Regions from separate parts of the Homo sapiens genome. Here region 2 is linked to region 1. Evidence: chromatin loops called from intact Hi-C (ENCODE). Cell type or tissue: PC-3. All regions are shown on one strand. Each heading gives the region's core, and the rest is flanking DNA. Links, peaks and the distances in the headings are about the cores only. Region 1 holds the start of GPR87 (G protein-coupled receptor 87). Region 2 overlaps AADACL2-AS1 (AADACL2 antisense RNA 1).

Evidence for each region. A loop is a pair of places that touch in the nucleus more often than their neighbours do. Peaks named below come from ENCODE experiments on the same cell type or tissue, not always from the same donor. Only the 100,000 strongest peaks of a DNase experiment are listed, where the experiment ranks them.
Region 2: it touches region 1 in a loop (2.6-fold over the local background); 3 of 110 quality-filtered maps call a loop at or near these places.

What each region holds. Positions count from the first base shown.
Region 1 is chr3:151,315,384-151,319,785 of GRCh38, reverse strand. All of the region lies in intron 16 of MED12L (mediator complex subunit 12L), which reads right to left. GPR87 (G protein-coupled receptor 87) reads left to right here and starts at 2,966. Exons shown (of 3, transcript NM_023915.4): 1 at 2,966-3,200. RefSeq lists an enhancer at 2,381-3,580. In PC-3, for the core only: no CTCF peak of the experiment used is centred there; a DNase peak (open chromatin) is centred at 2,885; H3K4me3 peaks cover 2,560 bases; H3K27ac peaks cover 3,875 bases.
Region 2 is chr3:151,903,306-151,907,707 of GRCh38, reverse strand. All of the region lies in intron 1 of AADACL2-AS1 (AADACL2 antisense RNA 1), which reads left to right. Among named protein-coding and RNA genes, the nearest start is that of AADACL2-AS1, 23 kb to the left of the region's middle. In PC-3, for the core only: no CTCF peak of the experiment used is centred there; a DNase peak (open chromatin) is centred at 1,857.

The sequences.
Region 1 (4,402 bases), core at 403-4,402:
GAGTTATGCTATGCAGATTTTGCCATTTTTCATGATGATTCATAAATAATAAATGAGGTACTGCTCATAATCTGACATTTTACTGTCGTCAGTAAATATGTTGGAGTGGGGAAGAGTATATGTGAAAAACAGTAACAATTTATAAATCTAGATGAAATCTAGTTGAACAATTCTTTCAATTTGTTTGTAGTCTTAATACCTTTAAAAATAATGTTAGAAGGAAAAAAATCACCCTAGTATAAAAACAAAACAAAATTTTTTAAAGTTTTCTGGTGGCCGACACACACACACACACACACACACACACACACACACACGCACACACACACACACACCTGGATGTTCTGTATTTAAAATAAATTTGGGGTTTGTAATGGCTAAACAAAATTAATAAAAGAGTGCCCTGCATTTAACAGGATTTTCCAATGAAGTGGAAAGGAAATTATCGCTATGAAGATTCCCGGGGCTTTTATGAAATGTGAGACTTGCTATAAAAACCAGCAGGAAAAAAATTATGCTGGTTTACCTTTCGATTATGTGAACAATAATAAAGCTATGGGCTGGCTGTTAGCTGCTCTTTGCATCAAAGTGTTACACTTTTTTCATGACTAAACATGTATTACTTCCCTTTTGGAATGTTAGGTAAGACCAGCTTTCACAAGTCCCAACTTGAGACTGGCATAATATACTTTAAGACTAACGCATAAAGGCTGCCTTGCGTTAACTTTTTTGTTACTATACTAAATTTGCGCTGCCAGCCAACGAAACACTGAAACACTCCAAGCCAGCTGTTAGGCTACCGTCCCGGGCACGTTGCTTACAGAGGTATTGGGAAAGGAAAAAGTGCATCCTATCCCAAGCCCACTTCAGGAGAAAAAGGGGGCCACCTACTGTAGTGAAGGGACATCACCTTATTTCCTACTTAACACCATCACACATAAAGTTAAAGATGCTTCATTATACAGGAAAATTTCATAGGCCCCTCACAAGCCCTTCTTCGCACTTAGAAGGGCCTATGATAACCCTTTCACAGTAGGGCCCTCTCTTTTTTTTAAAAGGTCTTTATTCTTATAACAGAAGCCTGTCAAATATCTGTCAGAATAAGCTCCCTACTAAGATTTTATACACATCACTGGAAATTTGGGGTGATAATCCTCAGTACTTGCAGCAAAGTTCTTTGCACAACATACTTTTATGGGGGCCATAAGAGATGCTTCTCCCTTTGACTGATGCCTTTAGTACTTAACAGTTAGTTGTTCTGGCAGTAAAATGTCAAATTATGAGCAGTACCTCATTTATTATTTATGAATCATCATGAAAAAATGGCAAAAAGGTCAACACAAGGACAAATCTCCCAAACTAAAGTCTGCATAGCATAACCCTTCTGCTCAAAATACAACAAACTGGTTTCAAAAAAAAAAAAAGAAGAAAAGAAAAGAAACTGGCTTCAAATGCTAAATCAATGGGGAAGTATAAAATAGCACAGAGAGAGTCAAAACTAAATGAAGGATTGTTTGTAAATCTGCAAATTCTTAAAAGATTAGGCCATTATTAAGTTGGCTAATTGTTATTCAAACACCTTCCCCAGGACTAGCTACTTTTCCGTAACATACTTAATCCACCCAAAGCAGAATGTAAAAAAAAAAAAAATTAAAATTGTAGGTGTCTGTTTTTGTATGGTTAGGAAGCAGATAGGAAAATACAAAAAATATAATTTTGATACCCAACTCTTGATTTTTAAGTTAAACACCCATTTGTTTTTCTGTAAAAACATAAGGAAAATCAACTAGTACGTACACATTATTTCCTTAAGACACAAGTAAACACTAAGTAATACCTATTATAGATTTATTCACTCCAAAAAAGTTTTCACCTTTGATTATTTTCATTTATCTTCATCCACAATAACAGGTTTTGATTCCATTTGATGAAATTTTATTTTTTTAAATGTATTTAAATGTTGCATTCAAGAAAATATCAGAATCTTTGAGATTCTCATCTGAAAGCAAGAAAATTATTTACAAATCAGAAAAAGTGGCCGGGCGCAGTGGCTCACACATGTAATCCCAGCACTTTGGGAGGCTGAGGCGGGCGGATCATGAGGTCAGGAGTTCAGGACCAGCCTGGCCAACATAGAGAAACCCCGTCTCTACTAAAAATACAAAAAATTAGCCGGGTGTAGTCGTGGGCACCTGTAATCCTACCTACTCAGGAGGCTGAGGCAGGAGAATCACTTGAATCCGGGAGGTGGAGGTTGCAGCAAGCTGAGATCATGCCACTGCATACCAGCCCGGGCAACAGTGTGAGACTCCGTCTCACAAAAAAAAAAAAAAAAAAAAAAAAAAAAAAGTGATATGATTATATAAATTTGTCATTGTTGGATGCTTTTTTAAAGCAATAAAATAAATTGTTTTATGTTAAAGGTCAGCATTCAAAGGAGTCAGTGAACCCAGCCCCTGAATAATTTAACATATTTTGAATACTTATCATTGTGTATGTGTAAAAATATGTCTATTGTGTATGTGTAAAAATATGTCTACAGATTTCATTAGTTTCATAAGACTACAAGTTTCCAAAGTTATCAATTACAACAATACTCTTTAAATAATATGTAGAATAATATTTTCAAAGAATTCATCTGTCATAAAGCATATTCTTATTTCTTTTAATCCAAAATTTAATTGGCAGGAAGGCTGCAAATACATGTTTTCTAGATAGCAATAGGAGGCTGGAAAAAAAAAATGACCTAAAAATTGGATCTGATGAGTTAGTAGGCCCCAACCCGAGACTTCATCCCCCACTCCTTAAGCAGACTTCTGGCAGTCTAAGCTCCAGCCCTCTGTGTTTCCTTCAGGTGAATCACCATCTGATTCCTGCAGGTTCAGGAAATACTCTTCCCCAGTCGACAAATCTCACCTACTCTTAGTTATGAGTCATTTACATTAGCAAGAGAGCAAGTTGTTCCAGTAGTCGCCTGGCAGGAGAATTTGAAAGGGTGCCCCAAAGGACAATCTCTAAAGGGGTAAGGGAGATACCTACCTTGTCTGGTAGGGGAGATGTTTCGTTTTCATGCTTTACCAGAAAATCCACTTCCCTGCCGACCTTAGTTTCAAAGCTTATTCTTAATTAGAGACAAGAAACCTGTTTCAACTTGAAGACACCGTATGAGGTGAATGGACAGCCAGCCACCACAATGAAAGGTAAACGAAAAATTTTTCATTTTCTTAAAAGCCGTGGTTGATAAGACACAGCAATGATTAAAAACTGTAATTATACTTCTGCTTAACTCTGAGGTTTGAAGAAAAACTAGAAATTAGAATGCTGACAGTAAGATATGAGGCACCACTGTGAGCCATGAAGCTTCAACTGTTTCCAGCTCAGGCAGGCAGAAATATAAACTACATATTGTGCCTTCAAAAGTAGAAACAATGTTTTGGCAATCACTCCTATTTAGTACATTTTTTTTTAAACCACATTTACTTTATTAGATGAGTAAAAGTCAAAGTCTCTTATAATTGTTTCCCAGGACCCAAAACTTAAAATTTGTTTCATAATCGTTTATCCGTATTGTTTTTTTTTAAAGAGAGAGACAAAGATTTTTCTCTTTCCCAACTGTCTCATTTTGATAAAATAATCTCAGTCTTTTCATTGTACCACAAAGAACAGGGCAATCCTCATTCTGATCCCTGGAGAAGTCATGTTAAAACATGTCAGGAAAGGCACTGAGAAAACTGCCCAGTGACTGACAAACAGGTTAGGAACAGCTTACTGTTGTTCCACATTCAAACTGTTTGGGAAGTTTTCACTGCAATGAGGAAAACAAGAAGCAAGCATGGAGATCTCAGTTCTTTTAAATTTTAATAAGGACTTTTAAAAGATAGATGAGCCTAAAGTAGAGTGACTTTTTGATTTCTTATTTTAAGATTTATCTGCTATGGAATTTTACATCACATTCTCAAGTTGAATCTGCTTTTATTTTAGGTATATTAACATTTTTAACAAGAGATTTCTTTCATAATTGTTCTCCAATTTACTAGCAATATGAACAGCAACAAATCTGGTTCTATATTACTTTATACTGGGGGGAAAAAAGCCAGACACCCTGTTGATATTTATTATTTCTGCCAATTGAGATTAACTGTCTCCATGAAGTTAGGGATCAAAGAGGCATATTCTCTTAATCCTTCAGCAACATCTCATCCTCAGACTCTTGTTTCTGACCTCTACTTGAAATGTGTTGCAGGTATACATGGGTTAAGGACAAGGGCCTAGAAGAGCAGATGGATGGCTGAATTTCATATTTAAGGATACAGCCTATAAAAAGAAAGTATCCCGCCAGAAAATCTTTATTTCATGAAGACACTGAGAAAATGCCCTAACCAGAGATAACATGCTAAGAGGA
Region 2 (4,402 bases), core at 90-4,089, 590 kb before region 1:
AAACTTCACTGAAAATTCTAATTCAAAGCCTTTTCTGCCTTAAGATTATACCCTCCTTTCTCTTCTGCTCTCAGATTCCTCTAAGGTCAGATTCATGTTGCTGTAGTCCCTGGTCTTTGACGTCATGTAGGTAACAAGTCTCCTTACAGTGGCCTGCATGGGCAACACGTATGAGTTCCTTGGAGGACCTGTAGGAAGTCTCCTTGATGCAGAGTTATCTGGGTCTTGTGTTTTCAAGCAGACGTTTTTGAGCCACTCAGCAGCTCCAACTTGTGCTTCTATGATCATCTTACTTAGGTGATGGGTCTCTGAACTGAGGACTAGTAAAATGGTTCAAGCCTAATTCCCCTTGATCAATGAAAAACTTGCATGTCTTTGCCAGGCTAATAAAAGTTACATTGCTTTTGCTTCTTATATATTTGCTGATATGGAGTAATCTAGCAAGCTTTTAGTCTTCTCAGTCTTCCGGGTAAGAAACAGTTTGAGTCACTACATTTACATATACATTCAAACTTCCAGGAGTGTATGTCTGGTCCCCTAAGAAGTCTCTTATTTTGCTCTATCCTTTAGATTGACATCTTCTTTGCTCATTACGTAGCAGAAAATAAGGGATCATCCTCATTTAATCTTCAAGAACTTCCTTTGAGAAAGAAACTAATTAATTGCCCTATTATTGGTCTGGTATTAAACCCTCCTTCTATTCTATCTGCTGTGGCTAAAGAGATGGATTGTGTGGTAGCTTAGTCTGATCAGGCTGCTACAACAAAATACCTTAGAATAATTTATAAACAACAGAAATGTATTGCTCATAGTTGTGGAGTCTGGGAAGCTCAAAATTAAGATTCGGTGTCCAGTGAAGGCTCATTCTTTATAGATTATGCCAATGGCAGAAGAGGCTAGAGGCTTCCTCCACCTTCTTTTATAAGATTATCAATTTTATCCTAATCACTTCATAAAGGCCCTACTTCTTAATAGTACCACACTGAGTATTAGGTTGCAACATAAGAATTTTGAAAGAAAATCTACATTCAGGACATAGCATGTGATCCTTGTTCATTTAGGAGTTTATCTGGGAGCAGAATCTCTAATTACAGGGCATGGGCAGATTTGTTAAGGTTGAGTGAGGCAGAGTGGAAAAGAGTGGTTTTATGTCCACTGTACTTCCAAAGTCTAATTCTTCAAAATACAGACATCCAGGGTAGAAGAGAAAAAACAAGAAATTTAGATACCTAAAGGGATTAGATTTTTAATAAGACCTGGTTATTATAAATTATTTACCAGCCTTACTAACTCATCTAACAAGACAAGTAAAATTAGTGTAAAGATACTGATTAGATTTTCTAAAGTGATAAAAATTAAATGAAAGATGGAAGTTTCTTACAGTAATTAACATTTACCATCAGTTAAAAAAAATCCTGATACTAGATGAAAGGATTTTGTTTTATATTTTAAAGATCTATATTTGTAGTGAAAAATAGACCCTATACTCTTTTAATAGGTTTTTGGATTTTACCTAATATGCTCTATGTGAGTCTCTGTTACTTACAACCAATGACCCCAGACTAAAATATGAAGCATTGTAGCCTTAAGTAGATCTTCAGACAACCACATCTTTTTATTTTACTAATCAATATGTAACAGCAGTGAGGGAATACTTGGATTAATGAGACCAGTTTCCAGAGGGTTAAAGATGAACATCTTAAGATGCAAATGTAGGAAAAACACAAGGTTTATGTGTTAATCATCCCAACAGCAAATAAAATAAAAACTGTGCATTGACCCACGCTGGACTTAGGAACATTCTAAAGAAGTTAGTAATATGAGGGGCATGTCTCACTTTCAGTCATGTATTATTGCTATTATATGTCAATATCTATTTTTTTATAGCCCATATAATTCTTTGCATGTATTATCTTCTTTATGAAACTATGAAGCTCTAAGGATGTGGTTCCTAATTCCTCTCCATATCGTCTCATCAATCAGCATGAAGTCTTTATTTAGTATGTGTTTAATAGATTATTTGTTGAGTGAGTCAAAAGGCTAGGGGAATAGGATTAACTTGACACCTATGGAAGATTCTAGCATTCAGGGATATCATATTTAAAAACAAAGGGGAGATTCCTTAAAAGAATAGACTCCCTGAGATAGCATCTTATAGGTAGAGTAGTGGTCGTCAGCTAGAACCAGTTTAATCCCAGGGGAAATTTGGCAATATCTGGAGACATTTTTCGTTGTCACAGCTGGAGTAGGGGGTGCTCTTAGCATGTAGTGGGTAGAGGCCAGGGATGCTGCTAGATATACAACAATGCCCAGAATATCCTCCAGCCCACCAATAAAGAATTATGTGACCTACAGTGTCAATAGTACCAGGGTGACAAATACTGAGCTACAGTTGTTTGTGCTCAGACCTTTTCTTGCTGAGTGAAGCAGGAAGAAAACCTCTGGACTTCAGTTGTTAACACCAACAGCTGGGGCCGGAGGCTTCTATTTGTCCTGCTATAGAAATCTTCCTCTTATTTCTTTTAGTTATAGAACATACTGAGTTTTAGCTGGGGCCTTGGCTACCAGTTAGAGACTATATGTCTCATTTTCACTTGCAGTCAGGATTGATGGTGGGACTAAATTCTAGCAAATGGAAAGGAGTGGAATGGACATGTGCTTCATGTGGTTAAAAGAGGAGGCCTTTTGCACTCTCTCTTCTCTCCTTCCTGAAACTGATAATGTGGATGTGGAGGGTGTATTAGGCCATTCTTGCATTGCAATAATGAAATACCTGAGACTGGGAAATTTATAAAGAAAAGAGGTTTCAAAAGGCAGAAGGCAGGAAAATAAAAGCAAACAAACACCCACACTCCCCGTCACCACCACCAAAAAAAGAAAAAAAAAAAAAAGAGATTTAATTCGCTCACGATTCTGCAGGCTTTACAGGAAGCATGGTGCTGGCATCTGCACAACTTCTAGGGAAGCCTTAGGAAGCTGACAATGATGGTGGAAGGTGAAGGGGGAGCAGGCACATCACATGGTAAAAGCAGGACCAAGAGGGAGAGTAGGGTTGGGGGAGGTGCCACACACCTTTCAATGACCAGATCTCTGGAGAACTCACTCACTACAGCAAAGACAGCACCAAGCCTGGAGGGATCCACTCTCATGATCCAAACAACGTCCACTAGGCCCCATCTCCAGCATTAGGGTTTACAATTCAACATAAGATTTGGGCAGGGACAAGTATCCGAACTGTATCAAAGGATGTAAATAATATTTGTCCTTTTAGATGTGGATACAATTGCATAGGCTGGTGAAGCCATCGGATAGAAGCATGAACTAAAAAAAATCTATAAATCACAATATCTATAAATTTGGAAAGGAGACTATTTCTTATAAAGGGTTACAGCTTGCAAGGTGGCCATTCTGACAGGCTGGAAAGCATAGCCCCTGGCAGAGGCCATTGGCAGGCACTTGGAGGGAGGGAAGGATGAAATAGGAATTTATACAGAATGCCTTGATCAAGTCTATCCAACAGGTTATAGCTCTGAATATTCATGAAGGGGGTCTTAACACATGCAAACTGAACAAACATATATGTTACATTTGTCCCATATTCACTTTGGGGTAGAGACTTAACATTTAAATGCATGACAATTAGGCCCTATATGTCAAAATGTGAAGCGGGGACATGAAGGCATTCAGTGCAAAGCCTCGGTAAATAAGCCAGAACCTGTCCATGTGGGTGGTCTCTTATCAGGAGAAAGTTACTGAAATCAGTCTCTGGTCTAATCAAAGCTATAGTTCTGGCTTGTGGAACAGGGGAATCAGTGAGTCAGTGCCTGGAAGTGGATGAGCTGCAATTGTTTCAATACTGTTTATCTCAAGGCCAGTGCTTATTTAGCTGCTAGAGAAAAAGAAAATCCTCGTGGCAGTGAGTACATAGTTTATTCTTTAAGTGTAGGGGTGCATGATGTAACTTTTGCCTGCAGTGGCCTTAGGTCTTGTTTATAACTTGGTGTCTTTTTGTCAGAAAGAGCCCATTCTGCCTGTCTTATCATCTCTATTTTTACATTAATGCTGCTCACTTGTATGTCTAAACCACAAAAGGAAGGGGCTATAAATAGGCATATCCAACCGCCTGTCCAGTTATGGCCAGGAACTCAGTTTTTAAGGTTTCTCTGGAGTCCCCTTGGCTGAGAGTGAGCCCAATCAGTTGGTTAGGGGTTAGGGGGTGGGTGTAGGATTTTATTTTTAGTTCTCAGAAGGAAGCTGTGTCCCTGAATGACCTTGTTGTGTGTCAGAAACCATACCCCAAAGTATGGTGCTTTGACATGCTGAATTGAAGAAGCCTCAAGGTCTCTCTGACCTTCCCCCACCATTGTCTCCCCAAATCTTTTATCTGCCTAAGTAAGATCCA